Linked DNA regions of Mus musculus: region 1 is linked to region 2. A link is a loop called in an ENCODE intact Hi-C map of the cell type or tissue named here. Cell type or tissue: left cerebral cortex. All regions are shown on one strand. Each heading gives the region's core, and the rest is flanking DNA. Links, peaks and the distances in the headings are about the cores only. Region 1 overlaps Smarcc1 (SWI/SNF related, matrix associated, actin dependent regulator of chromatin, subfamily c, member 1). Region 2 has its middle 11 kb from the start of Gm39429.

Region 1 (11,417 bases), core at 1,649-9,648, 120 kb after region 2:
AACCATGCACCACTGTGGAGCAAGCCAAGAAATATAACATGAAAAGATGAAATGAAAAAAGCTGGGGAAAGGTTCCACAATTGGAGCACTCAGGGTCAATCCACCCCGAGTTCCACTGTGAACGGATAGTGGAATCACAAGGGCTGTCTTCTGCATCAACACCTGAACTGCCACATTTATGCCTGCAAGTGCATCATATACACAATAATAAATAAGAACTTTAAATTTTGTTCAAAGAGAATGGTGTTGGGGGACATAAAGGTCTTTTAGTCCAGAACCCAATATATCCTAGTCCTGGAACTAGGATATATATCCTAGTCCTGGAATATATATAGTCCTGGAACTCAATATATCATTCAATGCTACCCTCAAATTCATAATAAATAAGTATTATGGATAGTCCTGACCCTCTAATAATCAAACACCTGCACGACCACTCCCAGACACTAGAGAGACATTGAAAACTGTATTTTAATTAGAATTATTTCTTGAAAACTCAGCTGATAACTATTTTCAAGTGAAGGAACAATACTGCCAAGTTAATGCTACTTTCTGAGAAAACGCCATACACTGTGAGGTGCACGTCACTGGGAGGACCCCAAACAATAACTCATGATAGGACCCTAAAGCATGACAGTACAGAAGGCAATTGGTTAATCTTGAAGAGCAGTAAACAAAGCAAATGAAAGAAACAGTCTGAAATACTGTGAAATAACACAGTATTTAAGGAGCTGACAGAGTCAGGAGAGAGAGCGTTTGTATCTGGGGTCTTTACCTAGATCTGCCACCGTGCCTCCTTTAACGGGTGTGTTTTCACTGTCCTTCTTTGGGTTTACTAGAAGGGAAAAAAGAAAACCAACAGAATCATGTATTAGAAGAAACAGTCACACTGATTTTAAGAGTACACTGTGAGGAGCTCAAGCGATGGCTACTCAGTAAAGGGCCAAGTGGATTAGAATAACTCCAATCAGAAGGGATGGGACACCCTCTTCTGGCTTCCTAAGGTCTGTGCAGCATACATACACATAGATATAAACTAAACAAAATTAAAAATGACAACAACACGATAGAACATGAGTAGAACACGGATGCGTATCGCAAGCCTCACCTTGAGTTAAACCTCAAGACATTAAACCACCTGCGCAATCTACAGTCAATCAACTAGCGATGTGACTCCATTCCACAAACGCAGAAAGGTCACTGGTCAACAGAGGGGGTGGGAGGGGGCAATGCAATGCTGTCTCTTCTACCAAATGTTTGTGTAGCAAACATCGGGGCGATCCGGTTTTCATGCATCACCGTGCTAGGTGAGCACTCTCCCACAAAACTCTTACTCCCAGCTCTCATTTTATTTCTAGTTTTCACAACAAGCATGAAGATCAGACTTCTTCACACATAGGATATTGCTATCTAAGACTCCTGAAGATCTGGATTACAGATTGACAAGACTACAAAAAGGACAATTTTAAATGTCTGTACCTGTTTGATTGGTGTGTCTTCTAAATAAAAAAGTCATATACATACACACAAACCACAACATGGCCCTTAAGTAAAATGAGGAAGTAAGAATTTTTAAAAACAGATAAAGAGAAAATCTATTCATATTGGAAAGTTAAGAACTATGTGTTATGGGTGTTGTGGTAGAAGCCTTTAATTCCAGCATTCAGGAGGTAGAGATGGACACGGCCAGATCTCCCTGTGAGTTCCAGACTAGTCTGCGTCTACATGTGAGTTTCAGGACAGCCGAAGCCACATGGGGAGATGCTATTTCAAAAAACTATAAGAAAACAACTGCATATTCAGAACATGACATCACTTGTTTTCATGGTGAAATGATAGCAAACACCAGGTTTGCTGAAAAGAATACCCACCATTCTTAGGGAGAACCACTTCCTCTATGTTAGGTACAGGTGTGGGGTCTTCCATGTCCTTGGTAAGATCTTCTTGCTCATCTTCTTCCTTCTGACTTCTACGTTTCCCATAAAGGCTAGCTTGTCTAATATATATGGGACAGAAAAAGATACTTTTAGTAAAATGTATCAAGTTCTATCTAAACTACTACTTATACTCAGAACCACTTTTAAAAACAAGAAATAATCAAGCAAATTAAATACTTGACTCAAGTAACATCCAATGAGCCTCAAACTCTAAGTGATTAGTACGTAAAATAGGACAGTCATCCTACTGTTCATATGAGGAGTCTCAATTAGTATAGTGAAAGAACTCCTGCTGAAGAAACACAGCATTCAAATAGCCTAGAAGCGATAAAAGGAAAAAGCGTTGTAGGATATGGACAACTATATTTTCTTGAGGTATCATTTGAGTGTTAAAAAGTCCTCATGTTCCTTATGAAAAATGCCACTGCTTTCTCTGGATAGTTATCATTTGTAAAACTAACAATATGGTTGAGAATTAAAATAAAGACAAGCCTGGTGATGGTGGCACACACCTTTAATCACAGCACTTGGGAGGCAGAGGCAGGCAGATTTCTGAGTTCGAGGCCAGCCTGGTCTACAAAGTGAGTTCCAGGACAGCCAGGGCCAGGGCTACACAGAGAAACCCTGTCTCAAAAAAAAAAAAAAAGGAAGGAAGGAAGGGGGGGAGAGGGAGGGAGAGAGAGAGAAAGACAAAAAGGACATACTGTATGATACAAACAAACAAACAAACAAACAAAACCACATTAGGGTGTGGTGGCATGTGACTCTAACTGAAGCACTCAGGATGGTGGGCAGAACTCTATATATGGACTATTAGCCACCTCAGGAATACAACAAGGTTGTTTTAACCAACACATAGATGCACAAATTAACAAAAGTACCAAGGAGAAGCCAGGCAGTTCTGGCACACACGTTTAATATCAGCACTCTGTAAACAGGAGCAGGAGAATCTCCGAGAGTTCAAGGCAAGCCTGATTTACCTAACCAACACTACAGGGCTACACAAACAGAGGGCTACAGAAACTCTGTCTCAAAAATAAAAAATAAAATAAATTAAGAAAAGAAAAGAAAAAAGAAAAGAGAATACATGGCAGGCAAAGAGAAGACCTTGGAGGCAGAGACGGAACAAAGGACGTGGAGGGGGCTGCTTACTGCCCTGCTCACTGGCACTCCTGTAACACCCAGGACCATCCAGTCTAGAGGTGGTGCCACATACAGGGAGTGGAGCCCTCCCATATCAGGCTTCTTCGTAGGGTAGGGAATTAATTAGGTTTAATTAATTAATTAATTTAGGTTTCTTCTTCTCAAATGAATCTAGCTTGTTTTCTCCAGAGACAGATAGATGTCTTTTGAGTGTGAGGCCTATCTGTCTACCTAGTGAGGTACAGGACTACATAGAGACCTGCCTAAAAAACAAAAACAAAACATAGGCTGGGCAGTGGTGGCACATGTCCTCAGTGAAACATAGGCACATCTGTGTGAGTATGAAGCCAGTTTGATCTATAGAGAAAGTTCCAGGATCTACACAGAGCCATCATCTCAAATTACTCCTCATACCTCCACCACAAAACAAACAAAAAGCCAAAACCAAAGCAAAATTTAAAAAAAAAGAGAGAGAGAGAGAGAGAAAGAAAGAAAAAAACAGTTATCAATAACCAATCAAACAAAAGTAGATCCACCTTTATTCTCAGCATTCAAGAGGCAGAGGCAGAGAGGCAGAGAGGCAGAAGCAGAGAGGCAGAGGCAGAGAGGCAGAGGCAGAGGCAGAGAGAGGCAGAGGCAGAGAGAGGCAGAGGCAGAGAGGCAGAGGCAGAGAGGCAGAGAGAGGCAGAGGCAGAGAGGCAGAGGCAGAGAGGCAGAGAGGCAGAGGCAGAGAGGCAGAGAGGGGCAGAGAGGCAGAGAGAGGCAGAGGCAGAGAGAGGCAGAGAGGCAGAGAGGCAGAGAGAGGCAGAGAGAGGCAGAGAGGCAGAGAGGCAGAGGCAGAGAGAGGCAGAGGCAGAGAGGCAGAGGCAGAGAGGCTGAGGCAGAGAGGCTGAGGCAGAGGCAGATGAATCTCTGAGTTTAGGGCTACAGTTCTAGGACAGCCAGGGATATATGAGAAACCCTGTCTTGAAAATGAAAACAAAATAAAACAAAACAAAAAACTATAAAAACAATAAACCAAATGTATATGTTAAAGTAGGGAAGTCTGAAATTATCAAATATCTATTTATAGTAATAGAATTCACCAAATATTACCCACACTGTAAGTATAAACTTTAGGCATTGTATAAAGCATTGAAGTTTCATTTTATATTATCAGTAATCTATTCAATTACAAATTCCAATTGTTACTACAAAATGGTCAGGCTTGTCAGAACATTCAATAGTTTAATAGTTCCAGGTTCTATCACTTCTGTGAGTAAGTTTAATCAGAAATGGGAGAGGTGGTCAGATCCAATAGAGACAATAACTGTGTGTCTTGGAATTGAGCTCAGGCTACACTAGAACATGTTTTCTAGAGTAGGCTAGACTCAAAACTGAAGCAGTACTGTCAACCCTGCCTCCTAAATGGCACCACACATGGTTCAGGACAGGACTCCTGAAACACCTTACTTCCCACCTTTTCAACATGTAAGTACAAGGGAAAGGCTGTATTCAAGGAATTCTTTTCTTTCTTTTCTTTCTTTTTTTTTTTTTTTTTTTTAAGATTTTATTTGTCTTACACATATCGTATGTATAAGTGCACTGTTGCTGTCTTTGGACACACCAGAAGAGGGCATCGGATCCCACTACAGATGGTTGTGAGCCACCATGTGGTTGCTAGGAAAATCCTAGGAAAGCTGTTCCAAGTTTCTCTCCTTGACTTCAGATCAAGCTACAAACATCTTACCCTTTCTTCCCGCTCTTCTTGCGGGACTCTGTGGCTGTGGGAGGAGGAGGAGAAGGGGAAGGTTTCCTCTTCCTAGAGTTGGCAGAGGCTTTTCTGTCTCTCCTTTCTGGACTTCTGACTGGCTAGGGAGAAGAAAATGAAAGTAAGTATCAGGCAAGCTTATCCACTCGTCAGTTTCTACAAACCCATGTCCAGGCTGACTTTCCATACACTGCCCAATCTCTGCATCAGAGCAAAGGAAGCCACAAAACAAGCACCAACTACCAGCATTCCTGACCATCTAGGTCAGCCAGGCTCAACCTGTAAGCCGCAATCCCTTTGCAGGGTTAACAACCCCTTCATGGGGTTGTTTCAAAAACAGATTAATTTTATATTACAATTCATAACAAAACAAGTAAAAAACACTAAATACCAGCAAAACAGCAGGAGTTAAGAAGTAGCACCAAATAGAATGTTATGGCTGGGGGCGTCACTACAACATGAGGAATTAGTTGTACTAAAGGGGGTGAGAACTACTGCCCTAGTGTCCAGCAACACAGCAGATCTGAAACGCTAATCCTAAGCCACACATCCTCAAAAGCACTCAAGGCACAGCTGGACCCTGAAAAAAACAATTTCTGTTCAACATTTGTGTTCTCAGATGGGAAAAGCATTTCAGTAACTACTAATATATGAAACATGCTACTGAAATTACAAGCTCAAATGATCCTGCCTAAAGTGGCATTTATAAAATCGCCCAACAGCTCCAGGAGAGGGGGTGTTAGCACCTTTAAACCTGGCACTTAGGAGGCCAGTCTGGTCTACAGAGTGAGTTCAAGGACAGCCAGGGATAAACAGAAAAACATTGTGTGGAAAAAAAAAACACAAATATATATATATATATATATATATATATATATATATATATATGTTATTTATTTATTTTGGTTTTTTGAGACAGGGTTTCTCTGTGTAGCTCTGGCTGTCCTGGAACTCACTCTGTAGACCAGGCTGACCTAGAACTCCGCCTGCCTCTGCCACCCGAGTGTTGGGATTAAACACCACATCCGGCTCCAATTATTTTTAAAAATTTTTTTTAAAGAATTAAAATTAGGGCTAGTGAGATGGCTCAGTGGGTAAGAGCACCTGACTGCTCTTCCAAAGGTCCAGAGTTCAAATCACAGCAACCACATGGTGGCTCACAACCATCCCTAACGAGATCTGACTCCCTCTTCTGGTGTGTCTGAAGACAGCTACAGTGTACTTACATATAATAAATAAATAAATATTAAAAAAAAATTTAAAATTAAAAAATAAATAAAATCTTGCAACATACAGTGTGACAAAGATGTTTTAGTATTAAGAGCACAGGTGTAGGGGGTTGATGAGATAGCTTAGCAGTTAGGAGCACTGACTGCTCTTCTGGAGGTCCTGAGTTCAAATCACAGCAACCACATGGTGGCTCACAACCACCCGTAAGGAGATCTGAAGACAGCTACAGTGTACTTACATATAATAAATAAATAAAATCTTAAAAAAAAAAAAAAAAGAGCACAAGTGTAAAAACATGAAATCTCTCTATTTTCAGTTAATGGTTTAACATCTATACATGCAGATACAAATATATACAAATATAAATGTCAAAGAAAACATAAAACAAAAAAGAACAAGGCAAGCTTGGGGAAATAGACCTGCATTCCCAGCACGGGAAGGCTTAGATTGGTATTGCCAGCCGGGCAGTGGTGACACATGCCTTTAATCCCAATACTTGGGAGCCAGAGGCAGGCGGATTTCTGAGTTCGAGGCCAGCCTGGTCTACAGAGTGAGTTCCAGGACAGCCAGGGCTACACAGAGAAACCCTGTCTCAAAAAACCAAAAAGATTGGTATTGCCAATTCAGGTCAGCCTGAGCTACAAATGAAGTTACAGAATACACTTATTTAAAACAGCAACAAAATCAAACAGAAAGGAAGTTTAAAAAGCAAAACAAAATTTAGCTGTCATAAATAAAAATGATCTTAGAATCACAGGTCTCTTCACTGGACTGCCATAAACCAAGTTACAAAAGGCTTTCTTCTTGGCCCAAATTCTTACTCTAGTGACGCATGTAGCCAAAAAGTTGTGGTTTGGGCTGGTGAGATGGCTCAGTGGGTAAGAGCACCTGACTGCTCTTCCGAAGGTCAGGAGTTCAAATCCCAGCAACCACATGGTGGCTCACAACCATCCGATCACGAGATCTGACTCCCTCTTCTGGAGTGTCTGAAGACAGCTACAGTGTACTTACATATAATAAATAAATAAATAAATCTAAAAAAAGAAAAAAAAAAAAGTTGTGGTTTTATTTGTAGAGACAGGGTCTCACTATGTAACTGCAGCTGGTCTGAAATTGCTATGCAGACCAGGCTGGCCTCAAAACCACACAGCCCTATCTGCCTGCCTCTGCCACCAGAGAGCTAGGATTCACGGCATGCACCACCACCAGGTCTAGCACAAATACTGCCTTTTATGGAATCACGAGTAAATAATCAGAACTTGAACTTCACTTAACCAAAAAATTTCAGGGTAGCATATAAAGTAATAAGTTTCACTGTGGTATCTTCTTACAAATAAGGACTTGTACTTAATAGGAATACAAACGTTAAATGCTAAATCCCCTATTGTCATAAAACACTGAAGCACTTTAATTCTCAAAATATTTTAAGACCAGTATTTTGTAACATTGTGTTTACAGTGAAGTTAAATAAACACACTGGTTTTTCTAAGAAAACCTGGTAGATAAGTTAAGCTATCGCATGGTATTATTTAAAAACATGAAAGTTATTACTGCTTTGATGGCTAAATTTTAAAATGCATTAAAAATTAAAACAAGGGGCTGGTACCCACATGGTAGCTGACAATTGTCTGTAACTCTAGTTCTAGGGGTTCTAGAACCCTCACATAGACATACATGTGGGCACAACACCAATGCACATAAAATAAAAATAGTTAAAAAACAAAAACAAAAACCAAGAGCTGGTGAGGCAGGACAGTGGTGAAGAGCACTGGCTGCTGCAGGGTTTGATTCCCAGCAGGCCTATTCTGGCATCCAGACACTACATGCTCACATGTACACACATGCTGTAACACCCAGATACATTAAGTAATTAATCTAAAAAGTTACCATGTATCTGCTGGAAAAGTCAGCTAAGATCTCCCTTCTCTCGGAAGATGCCAACAGATGGCTGCTAAGTCACTCAATAACTCATACATGGACATCTTAGGTGATGGCCCACAGTGTGTAAGTGTAGATTATCAAGAAAGAAAATACTTAGAAAGAGCAAAAGCAACCAGTGTTATAGAAATAGTGCCACGTGAAATACCTCTTCATTCTTTGTTGAAATTCGTTGACGAAAGCTCACTGGCTTTCTGTTCTCATCCACTTCATAATCCTCTTCATTCATCCATTCATTGAAAACGTCAGTGTCCAAAATCCATTTTACATGAACCTAGAACCGTATCAAATTGACACAATTATGATTCAGCATTAGACCATTTCCTCCTCTAAGTCACACCTAAAGGTACAGAGAGAGGGGTGGGGCTTGTTTGTAATGCAATGAAAGGGAAAAACTAGCAATTACACCTATAAAGCTTCCATCAACACTGAATATAAATTGTGATTGGGCAGGCAATAGATGGACTTGTTTCAGGCACGTTACCAGGGGAAACAAGAATCTACCCCCTTGGGCTGGTGAGATGGCTCAGTGGGTAAGAGCACCCGACTGCTCTTCCGAAGGTCCAGAGTTCAAATCCCAGCAACCACATGGTGGCTCACAACCATCTGTAAGGAGATCTGACGCCCTCTTCTGGAGTGTCTGAAGACAGCTACAGTGTACTTACATGTAATAAATAAATAAATCTTTAAAAAAAAAAAAAAAGAATCTACCCCCTCTTTGTAGGATAGCAACAACAAACCAATATGATCCCACCAAAGAGCAATTTATGGAACCAGTAAGTTTATTGGGTCTGCTTAAAGAGCATGGGTGTCCCCCAAAAAGCTTTACTACAAAGTCACTCCTACATAAGTATGACCTTCTATTTATTAATCTTGCAGTCTATATTCTCTCATGTGCAATTAGGGCAGAATTACAAACACAGAAAGCTAGAAGATTTGTTTTGGTTTTTTAATTATCTTTTTGTTTGTTTGTTTGTGTTACATAGTCTCACTATGTACCACTGACTGGTCTAGAACTCTGAATGCCAACCAGCTGCCTCAAACTCAAGAGATCCACCTGCCTCTGACTCAGGAGTGCCAAGGACTACAAGCGGACTACAAGTGCGCACTGAGGACTCTAAGGGAGCACCACTGCCTTGCCTTTGGGGAAAGATGAAAGATAACAGAGTGACAGAGGAAGCACAGAAGATCTGCAAGGTCATCTGCTAAGCTGTGTCTCCAATGGCACAGCACAGCTCATGTCTAAAAGCCTCTGTGAAGTGTGGGGAGAAACTGATGCTGACAACAATGGCAATAACCTGGAAAATAATGGTGAAGTCACAGGGACTGGGCACAGAACACTGTTACTGTAGGCGCTGGAAAGACAGGAGAATGTGGACTTCGGGGAACTAGCTCTAGTTACTATACATTTTAAAATACTGTTTTCTAAAATCACATTTGTTTTTGTTTTTTCAAGACAGAGTTTCTGTGTGTAGTCCTGACTATATTGCAACTTGTTCTGTAGCCCAGATTAGCCTCCAACTCAAGAGATCCACCTGATTCTGCCTCCCAAGTATGGGATTATAGGGGTGTGCCAAAGGTATGCATTACCACATCCAGGTCCTCAAGTTACAGTTTTTTCAAAAAATGAAGTTTGCTTTACTAATTAAAAGCTATGCTTTTAATTTCTTAAGAAACTAAAATTGCTGGGCAGTGGTGGCACCCGCCTTTAATCCTAGCACTTGGGAGACAGAGGCAGGCAGATTTCTGAGTTGGAGGCCAGCCTAGTCTACAGAGTGAGTTCAAGGACAGCCAGGGCTACACAGAGAAACCCTGTCTCAAAAAAACCAAACCAAACCAAACCAAACCAAACAAACAAACAAACAAAAAACTAAAATTAAGGGGGCTGGAGAGATGGCTCAGTGAATAAGAGCACTGATTATTCTTCCAAAGGCCCTGAGTTCAAATCTCAGCAACTACATGGTGGCTCACAATCATCCGTAATGAGATCTGAATGCCCTCTTCTGGCATGCAGATAGAGCACTCACATGAAAAATAAATCTTTTAAAAAACTGCTTTTGTTTCTGGGGGAAAGGCAGCAACAAACATCATTACTGTGAATGAGCAAACACCCATTTCACGGCAGCTCTGGAAAGACATTTCTTAGCAGTTGGTGGTGGTACTTTAATCCCAGAATTTAGGAGGCACAGGCAGGTGGATCTCTCTTAAATTCGAGGCCAGTCTGGTCTACAAATGGTGTTCCAGGACAGCCAGGGCTACACAGAGAAATCCTGAGTGAATAAAACAAAAGAAATAAAGCAAAGAATTTATCTTCTACTATAATCCCAGAGTGCGACATCTTTGTAATGGTGGCTCAGTCACAGTGGGAGGAACAGAGTTGAGAGAAGTTATGCATTCTCAAGACCTCTCCATAGAGGTTGAACTTGACCCCCTTTTCTCACACTCCGACTTGGCACTGGGTTCTTCTCAAGCACTGCACACATTAACTCCTAAGACCTTAATACAGTGTCGTCAGGGTCACAGATATGTTCTTGAGTTGAAGACATAAAAGGAGAACACCATTATATATCTTTAAAAAAAAATACAGTTGTGTCTGGGCATGGGCTTACTCTTGAATAAGGGACTGAGGCAGGATGACCATTACAAAATCAAGGGCAGCAGTGACTGCATAGGAATCTTAGGGACAACAAACATAAGCCAGAGTGACAACAGCTTTCCAAAACCAAATTAGTTTATTGTAGAGAATGACAGCTACTTATTTATTTATGTGTATTATTATGAGTATTTTACATACACGTTATGTCTATGCATCATATGTGTGCCTAGTCAACACGTTTCTACAACAGGGACTCTCTACATGGCTGTTGTCTTGGAACTGAGTATGTAGACCATGCTGGCCTTGAATTCAGAGATCTGCAGCTTCTGCCTCCTAGTGCTGGGGTTAAAGGTTTGCACCACTTTGCCTAGCCAAGAGTAACTTCTTTTTTTACATATCCATTACCTTCCAGGGCTTTTCTGGGATTGGTGCATCTTCAATTTCAGCATCAACATCATTACTGTGGACCCAAGTGTCATAGCTATAAAGCAATTAAACAAGTAAACAAATTAGAGCCAAGTCTCTTGATTAGATAGACTATTCAAGCACTAAGGATATATATTACAAATATTATTAAATTTTTTTAAAATAAATTATGGTCTAGAATCATGGATAAAAGAAGTTGCCACAAAAGCCTGACAGAGTTCACATCCTAGAACTCATGCACAAGTAGGAGACCTGACTTTTCCAAGTGTCCCTTGTCTCCGCTACACGTGCATGGCATGAGTGCACCCACCCTTACACACATTATACACACACACAGTAATAGTGCTTTAAAAACACACCTTTCTCTCATCACTGTCAATAAAACTGAATCAAGCCA
Region 2 (11,417 bases), core at 1,691-9,690:
GAATAATTTTATGTCTTTCTTCCCCACCTATGTACCTTTTATTTATTTTCTTACTTAAGGACATGAGCTGGAAATGGTGAAAACATATACATTCTTGTCTTGTTTCTTTCCTTTTATTTTTATTTTTGGTTTTTTGAGACAGGGTTTCTCTGTCTAGCCCTGGCTGTCCTGGAACTCACTTTGTAGACCAGGCTGGCCTCGAACTCAGAAGTCCACCTGCCTCTGCCTCCGGAGTGCTGGGATTAAAGGCGTGTGCCACCACGCCCAGCTCTTGTCTTGTTTATTTCAAGTGAAAACTGTTAGTTTTTCATCATGAAATAAGATTATAGTTGCAGGCTCTTCATAGCTTCGATTTATTAGATTGAAAGAATTTCCTCCTAGTTCTGCCCCCTTAGTCTTTCTGGGCTTCTTTCCCTGGCTTTGGGGAGCATCTTCCTATACTGAACACTTGAGAGCCGCCCTCTGCAGACTCCAGGCTCTCTCTGTGTCCCAGTGTCTTCTCGGGTATGCTGTCCTAAGAACTCTAAGTGTCATCTGGGCAGTGGTAGTGCATGTCTTTAATCCCTGAACTCAGAAGGATCTCCAGCCTGGTCTGCAGAGCGAGTTCCCAGAGAGCCAGGGCTGCACAGAGAAACCCTGTCTTGAAAAAGAAAAAAAAATCACAACCACAAAACAAACAAACAAACAAACATCTTTGCTTCCCCAGCCCCTTAGCTACAATCTTTCCAACTCAGAGATGGTTCTGGGGGTTGAACAGGTAGCTCACCAACTAAGACACTTGCTGTTTCCCAAAGCCATAAACTCAGTTCGCAGCACTCACACCTGTGTGTGGTATCACCTCCACGGGATCTGGTGCTCTTTTCTGGCCTCTTCAAGTGTCTACACTCATGGCAGATACATTGGCATATGCAGACACATTAGAAAATGATAAATGGGCCTGGGTGGCATTGACACACACACACACACACACACACACACACACACACACACACACACCTTTAATCCCGGTACTCAGGAGGCAGATCTTTGTGAGTTTGAGACCAGCCTGGTCTACAGCGCAAGTTTCAGGACAGCTAGAGCTACACAAAGAGAAATGTTGTCTTGAAAAAAAAAAACAAACAACAAAATAGTAACAAGAACAAGAACAACAACAGTAATAATAAAGAGAACAAAAAAGTGATGATGATGATAGAGGCTAAAGACACGGCTCCAGGTATAAGAGCTGGATGCTCTTCCAGATGGCCTAGGACCAGCATTCACATTATGCCTAGGGGATCTGACACTCCTGGTGTCTCCTTTTCTGACCTCCACAGGCACAGGCACAGGCACACATGTGGTGTACATACTTAGATACAGGCAAAATACATACATACAATTAAATCTTCAAGAAACAAAATAGGCGCCGGGCGTGGTGGCACACGCCTTTAATCCCAGCACTTGGGAGGCAGCGGCAGGCGAATTTCTGAGTTCTAGGCCAGCCTGGTTTACAGAGTGAGTTCCAGGACAGCCAGGGTTACACAGAGAAACCCTGTCTCAAAAACAAAAAAAAAAAAAAGCAAAAAATAAAATAAAATAAGAAACAAAATAGGCAGATAGGCAGGAATGCCTTTAATCCTAGCATTGGAGAGGCAGCATCAGGAGGACCCCTGTGAGTCTCAGTCCATCCTGGTCTACATAGAATGACATACCAGCCACAGATACACAATGAGACCCTGTTCATGCTGAAAATAATGAGGAGGGGGAGGGGGAGGGGAGGGAGAGGTAAAGGAGCAGGACTACTAAAGCATCTAGTCCAGGCCTTGTCAACTTCAAAGCTTTTCCTCTCATGACTGTGCCCTTGAACTCACCTCTCTGACAAACACTTGGTATTGTCACGTTGTTTGCCTCCTGGGCACAGCATTTGCTTCTGCCATCTGTCTGGGATGGAGCTGAAGGTGAACTTATAAACCACAGCTGGCTAACAGAGCTGGAAGAAAGTTGGGCCATTTCTTACATGCCCACCAGAGGGCAGCAGACATTCGCTAATGCTGCCGGGTTAACAAATCCTGAGGCTTGATAGAACAGAGGTCATGTGCGGCTCCCAGGGACAACCACACAGCTCTCTTAGTTCGCCTCTTTTTAAATAAAGATGTCTGTGTGTCTGTGTGTTTGTCTGTGTGTGTGTCTGTCTTTGTCTGTGTGTGTGTCTTTGTCTGTGTGTGTGTCTTTGTCTGTGTGTGTTGCATGCATGCATGACCTTGTATCACATGTGTACCTGGTGTCTTCAGAGGCTAGAAGAATGGATTGGATCTCCTGAAGCTGGAGTTACAAATGGCTGTGAGCTGCCATGTGGGTGCCAGGAAAAGAACCCAGGGTCTTCTGGAAGAGTAGTCAGTTCTCTTAACCCCTCAATGGTCTCTAGTCCCAAATTAAAAAAAAAAAAAAAAAGACTTATTTTTATTATTTTAAATGATGTGTGTGTGTATGTGTGTGTGTGTGTGTGTGTGGAGCATGTGGGTAGGTAAGTGTGCTGAATATAGGGGCCTTGGCTGTCAGAGGCACCGGATCCCCTGGGTCCCTGGAGCTGGAATTAGCGAGGAGAATAACCTGATTGACATGCGTGCTAGGCATGAAACTTGGCTTCTCTGGAAGAGCAGCTCTGGAAAAGTGCTCTTTACTGCTGAGCTGGCTCTCCAGCCCCAGAGGACAGGCAGGGTTTGTCTCTTTTTCTCATTAGTATATTGTTGGAGCTTGAATACCTGTAATACATAAACATGGTCCAGTGGTCCTGAGTTCAATTCCCAGAAACCACATGGTGGCTCACAACCATCTGTAATGGGATCCGATGCCCTCTTCTGGTGTGTCTAAAGGCAGTGATAGTATATACACACAAATAAAATGAAGAGATAAGTTTTTTTTTAAACCCATAAACATAATAATGAAGGAAGGAAACAAGGACCCATGGTCAGTTTTCTAAGGTCAGAGGAGAACAGACAGGAGAGAGAATTCCAGAGAATGGAGAAGAACAGTTTTGCCAGGCTTCCCCAAGTGATGGTTTAAGGGGAAAGAAATGTGGAAGGAAACTCTGGAGTGAGCTAGAAACAGGAAAGGCCTGGGCAGGGTCCTGTGCTCAAACTGGACACTACAGAGTTCTGGGGAAAGCTGGCAGGAAATCTCCCAGAACTGTGTACCTCACTGTGTACCCCATAGGACAGACGAGCATTATATTTTATTTTATTTTATTAATCTATTAATTATATAATTAATTTTATTTTTTGATTTTTTTGAGACAAGGTTTCTCTGTGTAGCTCTGGCTGTCCTGGAACTCACTCTTTAGACCAGGCTGGTCTTGAACTCAGAAATCTGCCTGCCTCTACCTCCCAAGTGCTGGGATTAAAGGCGTGCGCCACCACTGCTCAGCGAATTTTTTTTCTTAAATTTTTATTACCTTTTAGAGGGGTGGATGTTGTAGCAAATATTACTTGGTAAATACCCCACTTATATCATTTAGTTCCCAAATAAATGACATAAAAGCCTTTATATTTTATGATAAGCCTTAAAGCACTAGAGCTGGGCAGATACCAACCCTCTAAGCTATTTTGTTTGCTTTGCTGTCTTGATCCCTTAGATATTATTTGCCGTATGTTCCCTTTGGGCTGCTTCTGCTTCATCAGGCTAGCCCTTGTGGCTATTTGCTCACCATCCTCCCTACCCCATGTCAACCTCCTCCTTCTTCTTTTACATCCTCTCTCTGAGACCCCAAGGCTAGGAACCTTTGCTAAGCCCCCTCTCTTCTGCCCAGCCCAGGCTGTAGGCATCTTTATTAGTCAATCAGGGATAACTTTGAGGGCAAGGTTGGTATACTTGAGAATTTCCTTGTTCCTGACTGGGGCAACCAGATCTTGGGGTACAGAATTTATCATTTGAATACAAGCGGCACCAGACCAATCCCTTACAGGTTGGTGTGGATGTACCGTGGTACATGTGTGGAAGCCAGAGAACAAATTTTAGGAGTCCTCCATGTGGATCTCAGAGATCAAACTCCGGGAGTCAGATTTGGTGGCAAGCACCCTGACCCGCTGTCTTGTCAGGATTTTTATTGCTGTCTTGAAGAGCCACCATGACCATGACGACTCATAAAGGAAAGCAGCTAATAGCTCAGAGGTTTAGTTCACTGTCAACACTACAGAAAGCATGGTGGGACACAGACAGACATGGTACTGGAGAAGTAGCTTGGAGTTCTACACCTGGGTCCTCAGGCAGCAGGAAGCATGCCAATGGGGAAAACCTCAGAGCTCATCCCCAGTGACACTCGTCCTCCAGCAAGGCCACACCCACTCCGTCAAGGCCACACCCACTCCAACAAGGCCACACCTCCAATAATGACGCTCCCAAAGAGTTTATGGAGCCATTTTCAGTCAAACCACTACACCTGCTGAGCATCTCACTAGCCCAGGGCCTTGTTTGGTTTTTCTGTTTGTTTGGTTTTTAAGACAAGATTTTATTTATTTATTTTATTTTATTTTATTTTATTTTATTTTATTTTATTTTATTTTTTTGGTTTTTCGAGACAGGGTTTCTTTGTATAGCCCTGGCTGTCCTGGAACTCACTTTGTAGACCAGGCTGGCCTCGAACTCAGAAATCCGCCTGCCTCTGCCTCTCGAGTTCTGGGATTAAAGGCGTGCGCCACCACGCCCGGCCCAAGATAAGATTTCTTAAATTTTAAAAATTACATACACCTATTTACTGGGCGGGGAAGGCAAGTGTACCTCACAATTGGTGTAGAGGTCAGAAAGCAGCTTATCTTACAGGAGTCAGTTGTCTCCCTTTACGATGAGGGTCCTGGGGGATCCGACTCAGGTCGTCAAGCTTGGCAGCAGGCACCTTTATCCACTGAGCCATCTTGCCAGTTGAGACGGAGTTTCTAACAGGATCTTAGGCTTGCCAGTTACGGTAGGCTGGCTGAAGAGAACTCCACTGACCCATCTGTCTCTACTTTGCCAGCCCTGGGATCATGTGAACACTGGGGATCGAACTCAGGTCCGTTATGTCTGCAAAGCAAGCAAGCGCTAAGCTGTCTCTCCAGCCTTGGAATGGTTTCTCTACCTGTTTTTGTCACATGTGGGCGAGCGGCAGTGGCAGTTGTGCTGATTGCCTGCAATGAGGTACTGTCTGCTGCAGCCTGGGGGCTCATGGAACTCGTGCTGACGTGAGAGGCAGAACACACAGTCACTGCTGAGATGACAAGAGGCTCTGAGGTAGTGTGGATCAGAAACAAAGGCAGAGACTTGTGTGTCCTGCTGAAGAGGGGATGGGAGAAATGGAGTGGGTGTGTAGCTCTGACGGCCTTGAAGCCAACAGCGCGGGTGATCTACCTTACAGTAGAGGAGGTGGAATCGGAAGCCAGGAGGCACTGAATCCTGCCTGGTGGAGACAGTGAAATGTTCAGAAAACGACAGGATCCTGAGAAGCCCGTGGAAAGCTGAGAGTGGCGTTCATTAGTAGCCAGCAGAGGTCAGGGAGCAAAGGCACGTGAGTCTGAGACCTGGAGAGTAAGCCCTCCCACCCACTCATGCCCACGGGGAAGGTGGGAGGCAGGGAATCTTCACTGCGTTCGCTGAGAGAAAAGAGCCTTGCCTGTATCAGGAGGGTTGGTCTGTAATGTGTCCGTTAGCTCTGGGCTGCTGCTCTGCCCCATTCTGGCTAGAATGAAGATTAAGTACCCTCCTCTGACTCCTCCACACCACCCGCGGACAAAGCAGATCTTCCGTCTGGGCTGCCCTTTGGGGGGCTTTCTGGGGCCACAAGAAAGAAGAGTCATTATGTACAGTCTCAACTGCCACCTGGGTCCCTGAGAAGAAAGGGTGGCTTTGTGTAGACAGGGAAGTCAGGGTTGAGATGAGACCTTGAGAAAGAAGGCTATGAATGGGCTTTTCGGAAGCAGGGCTCAGAGGAGCTCGTGGCCACTGGCCCAGGCGCAGGGGAGGCAGGAGGGGCCGGCAGCTGCCAGAGCATTTCGAAGAACAGTGCTATCTAACATCAGATGCTTCTTAAGCCCTTCTGCGCTGTGAGCCTGCCACGGCTCTAAGCCCTGAAACTAAGCACGCCATCTGTAGAGGCCTCCTACGAGGAGTTCGGACATTTGGAGGCAGAAGCTGGTAAGGGAGTTGAAGGCTTTGGCTATCTTGATAAGAGGCCATGGTGACAATGTCTAGGGGCTTTTCTGACTCCTGTAATAGCTCTGTCAGAACATTGTCATCGTCTATTGACTTTTTGTCCTTGTCAAAGTCTAGGTGCTATTAAGCTGTGTCCAGATAGTACTTGGCCATATTGGCTTCCAGGCTTAGGAAATAGGTTCTGGTAAACGTATTTCTACTTCTGCTCTGTTGTCTCACCCAGGGCTTTAAGCCCAGAAACGTTTTTGAAACTTGAGCTACAAGAGTTGTGTTTCCTATAGCCTCAAAACGTTTCTACAAGTAATTCAACATCATATACTATCCACTCCACTCCCCATACTTTAAAAAAAGGATTTATGTATTTGTTATGCATACAACGTTCTGCCTGCATGTATGCCTACGGGTCAGAAGAGGGCACCAGATCTCATTACAGATGGTTGTGAGCCACCATGTGGATGCTGGGAATTGATTAAGGACCTCTGGAAGAGGTTCCATCCAACCTCATGACAAATAGAAAAGCCCGGTCTTGGAGTATAGCTCAGTTGGTAGACTGCTAGCTTAGCATGCAAGACTTCCTGGCAGCAAGTCCTAAAAACTGAACTTAGTGCTGGGCACATGTAATCCCAGCATGTGGGTGCTGAAGGCAGGAAGATCTTTTAGCAATGTAGTGAGTCTGGGGCCAAGTTATGCCAGATGAAGTCCTGTGGAAAGAAATAAAGACATCTATTTCCTTGAAATGGTCCTAAGGCAATGGTTCTCAACCTTCCTAATGCTGTCACCCTTGGTACATTTCCTCATGCTGTGGTGACCCTCAACCATAATATTATTCTGTTATTACTTCATATCTATAATTTTGCTATTATGAATCATAATGTCAATATCTGATATGCAAAGTTTCTGATATGTGACCCTGCCAAAGGGGCCAAGACTCAAGACCCACTGGCTGAGAACTGCTAACCTTAAGACATAAGGTCATAGAGCAAATAAATTATTATTATTATTATTATTATTATTATTATTATTATTATTAGTTTTGGTCTTTTGAGACAGGGCTTCTCTGTGTAGCCCTGGCTGTCCTGGAACTCACTCTGTAGACACCAGGCTGGCCTCAAACACAGAAATCCACCTGCCTCTGCCTCCCAAGTGTTGGGATTAAAGGCGTGTGCCACCACTGCCCAGCTAATTCAGGAAAATCTATTTAAATTTACTAAAATAAGCAAACCAATCAAAATTGTAGGTAGTTTGTCATTTAGTTTTAATGTTGGTAGACTTTTTTTTTTTTTGAGACAGAGTCTCACTGTGTTGCCCTGGCTAGCCTAGAAATTGCTAGGTAGACCAGTCTAGCTTTGAACTCACAAAGATCAGCCTACCTCTGCCTCCAGAGTGCTGGGGTTAAAGGTGTGTGCCCTCATGCCCACCAGTCTGTTTATTGAGATACGATCTGATATAGATCAGGAATGGCCTCAAATTCACTATATAGCAGATGGTGGCCTTTAAAATATCATCTAATTATATATATTTAAGATTTATTTATTTATTTATTTATTTATTTATTTATTATATGTAAGTACACTGTAGCTGTCTTCAGACACTCCAGAAAAGGGAGTCAGATCTCATTACAGATGGTTGTGAGCCACCATGTGGTTGCTGGGAATTGAACTCAGTACCTTGGAAGAGCAGTCAGTGCTCTTAACCACTGAGCCATCTCACCAGCCCCCCTAATTTTATATTTTAATAATTTTTCTTACTTATTTATCTATAGGGATGGTTGTGAGCATGCTCCTGCCAAGGGTGTGCATGTGGAGGAAAGAGAATAACTCTGGGAATTGGCTCTCTCTATCATTTGAAGATCAAAGGATAAGCGCAGGTGCCTTTTGTTTGAGACAGTCTCTCACTGGCCTGGAACTTCACCAGGCCATCAGACTGGCTGGCCAGTGGCCCCAGGAGCCACCTATTTCTACCTTGCTTCTTGCCATCACTGGGGTTACAAAGCATATTCCACCACACCTGACTTTTTGTGTATGTTCTGGTGACTCCACTTCGGACTGGTGTGGTAAAGAATACAGGGCTTAGCCTGGTACAATGACATACACCTTTAAACCCAGAGATAGAGGCTGGCAGATCTCTATGAGTTCAGGGTTGGCCTGGTCTACACAGTGAGTTCCAGTCCAGCCAGGGCTACATAGAGAGAGGACCTGTCCCAAACAAACAAACAAATGAAAAAAAATTGAATCAAGGGGGCTGGAGAGAAGGCTCAGCGGTTAAGAGCACTGACTGCTCTTCTGAAGGTCGTGAGTTCAAATCTCAGCAACCACATGGTGGCTAGCAACCATCCGTGATGAGATCTGACATTCTCTTCTGGTGTGTCTGAAGACAGCTACAGTGTACTTAGATATAATAATAAATAAATCTTTTTAAAAAATTGAATCAAGGTCCCCTGTCCTCCCAACTGCCATCCAAACACTGTCTTCCAGGGACCTCCAGGTTAAATGCTCTTAATGGCTGAACCATCTCTTCAACCTCAAGAAAGGTTTTAACATAGATTAAGAACAGGTATTGAAGCCAGACATGGCAGGTGATGCACACCTTTAACCCCAGCACTCGGGAGGCAGAGGTAGTCCGTGGATCTCTGTGAGTTAAAGGCCAGTTAGGCCTACAAAGAAAATTCTAGTACATCCAGGACTATACAGAGAAATCCTGTCTCAAAAAAAAAAAGAGAGAGAGAGAAAGAAAGAAAGAAAGAAAGAAAGAAAGAAAGAAAGAAAGGAAGGAAGAAGGAAGAGAGGGAGGGAGGGAGGAAGGAAGGAAAGGAAGGAAGGAAGGAAGGAAGGAAGGAAGGAAGGAAGGAAGGAAGGAAAAAAGAAAAGAAGCTGGGTATGGTGGCGCACACCTTTAATCCCAGCACTCGGGAGGCAGAGGCAGGCAGATTTCTAAGTTCAAGGCCAGCCTGGTCTACAAAGTGAGTTCCAGGACAGCCAGGACTACACAGAGAAAGCCTGTCTCGAAAAGTCCAAACAAACAAACAAACAAACAAAATAAATAAAAGAAAGAAAGAAAAGAAAAAAAGAAAAGGAAAGGAAAGAAAGAAAGTAAGAGAAAAAACAAAAAACAAATTTAAAAACAAACAAACAAAAAAAGAATGAGTGTTAATCTAGATATAAAAACAGAGTGTTTGTGCCAACAGGTCATAGAACAATCTTCATCTTTGTCTCACAACTTCACATTGACACCTCACTGAGAGATGATGAATGGACTCATGTCTCATGTCACACACACCCCCACACACTTTTCATTAATGGAGACTGAATCAAGGTTTCATCCATACAAAGAAAATGCCCTACAGTTGAGAGCTGAGCTATTCCTAACTTTTCCTTTAACTTTTTATTTGGAAAAGAATCTCAGTAAGTCGTCCAGGTAGGTCTTGAACCTGTGGTCCTCCTTCTCAGCCATCCAAGGAGCTTGGATTACAGACTGCACCATGGAGTGTGGCAACATTCTCTAAGTGCTTAGCGAAAAGCGCAGCAGAGATGACACGTGTGATTGTGTGATCGTTGAAGCTGTGTGGTAAAAGGCAGTCATCCCTGCTTCATGCTCACAGATGCATCAAGGTGGAGCCCTGATGGTTTGGAGAAAAGTCTGGCCTTGAATCTGCTCTGCTGGAGAGATCTCCTGTAAAGACCATGGGGAGTCAGTGAGAGATGCTGAGATACTGTCCCGATTGCCTGGCCCTGGTCTGTAATGTCAAAGGGAGGATCCCAGGACCATTTCTCGTGTGATCACCATCTCGGGGAGGTCCCCAGCTGAGATGCCCCACATAGGCCCCACAACTGGTCGTTGTGTTTGAGCCAACACGTCTGGGACTTGTGTCTTATGCAGCCATAGAAACTAAAGCGTTTTGTTTGCCTTGCCCCAAACTTCCAGCCACGGAGTCCCCTACCACCCCTGCAACCGCTTCTCTGCTGTATTTTCTTTGTAAGCATTTCTCATACTGACAACACTATACAGTCCAGGTTCATTGCTGAGTCCCCACTGTATACATTGTTTTGAACAGAATTTGTTAACTACAAGAAGAATCAACCCTAAGGTCTGGTCCGTGGTTAGAGCGAGGACACAAAGCATCATGGGATTTAATTTCCTGTGCATCTCCTTCCTTACTCCGTCCTTCCCTCCCTTTCTGTGCTAAGCATGTACTCTATCGCTGAGATGTACTTCATATTACTTTCTTAAAAAAACAAAGACAAAACAAACCAAAAAACTAAAGCAGAGCTGGAGAGATGGCTCAGCTGTTAAGAGCTCTGACTAATCTTCCAGAGGTCCTGAGTTCAATTCCCAGCAACCACATGGTGGCTCACAACCATCTGTATTGGGACCTGATACCCTCTTCTGGTGTGTCTGAAGATATGTACAGTGTAGTATACTCATATACATAAAATAAATAATTCTTTTAAAAAATGGGATCAGGGGCTGGTGAGATGGCTGAGTGGTTAAGAGCGCCAACTGCTCTTCCGAAGGTCCCGAGTTCAAATCCCAGCAACCACATAGTGGCTCACAACCATCCGTAACAAAATCTGATGCCTTCTTCTGGAGTGTCTGAAGACAGCTACAGTGTACTTCATATAATAAATAAATAAATAAATAAATCTTTTTAAAAAATGGGATCAGATACTCTCTTCTGGTGTGTCTGAAGACAGTGACAGTATACTCATACACATAAAAATAAAAAATTTAAAAGAAAAAGCCGGGCGTGGTGGCACACGCCTTTAATCCCAGCACTTGGGAGGCAGAGGCAGGCAGATTTCTGAGTTCGAGGCCAGCCTGGCCTACAGAGTGAGTTCCAGGACAGCCAGGGCTACACAGAAAAACCTTGTCTCGGAAAAAAAAAAAGTGGAAGCAAATCAAATGTTTGTCAGTTGCTCACTAGAACTGTGGACACGCGGCAAGAAATGGTGCATCCAACACTCAAAGCCATGACGCCGAGAGAAAGATTACCCATAAGCACATGCTGTATCGCTCCAGTAACCAGGGCTGCTAGGGTTGGTAGAGCACCCACCGTGGACACAGAGCAGCCCCAGCACCGCTCCAGGCAGCCCTAGTTCCTTCCCTTCCTCATTCTGGTACCTGCTCAGGCACTCAAGCAGAGGGGCTTTCCAATTCCTTTCTGTAACTCATTTTTCCAGGACAAACGTACAGAAGATGGAACGGTGGCAACATGCCTCCATCTGCCCTGACATTTCAGGACTTTGATTCCCTCATAAGCCACT

The links. Hi-C counts contacts between places; a loop is a spot of excess contacts. Peaks named below come from ENCODE experiments on the same cell type or tissue, not always from the same donor. Only the 100,000 strongest peaks of a DNase experiment are listed, where the experiment ranks them.
Region 1: a loop joins it to region 2, with 4 times the contacts of the local background. A loop is called at or near these places in 13 of 42 quality-filtered maps.

Annotation. Positions count from the first base shown.
Region 1 is chr9:110,164,460-110,175,876 of GRCm38, reverse strand. It overlaps Smarcc1 (SWI/SNF related, matrix associated, actin dependent regulator of chromatin, subfamily c, member 1), which reads right to left. Exons shown (of 28, transcript NM_009211.2): 8 at 11,000-11,075; 9 at 8,147-8,272; 10 at 4,810-4,931; 11 at 1,872-1,996; 12 at 776-835. Among named protein-coding and RNA genes, the nearest start is that of Smarcc1, 38 kb to the right of the region's middle. In left cerebral cortex, for the core only: CTCF peaks have their summits at 4,510 and 4,711 (motif pointing right); a DNase peak (open chromatin) is centred at 4,742; H3K27ac peaks cover 293 bases.
Region 2 is chr9:110,287,882-110,299,298 of GRCm38, reverse strand. No RefSeq gene overlaps it. Among named protein-coding and RNA genes, the nearest start is that of Gm39429, 11 kb to the right of the region's middle. In left cerebral cortex, for the core only: CTCF peaks have their summits at 1,996 (motif pointing right) and 6,587 (motif pointing right); DNase peaks (open chromatin) are centred at 2,006, 5,266 and 5,907; H3K4me3 peaks cover 1,062 bases; H3K27ac peaks cover 2,229 bases.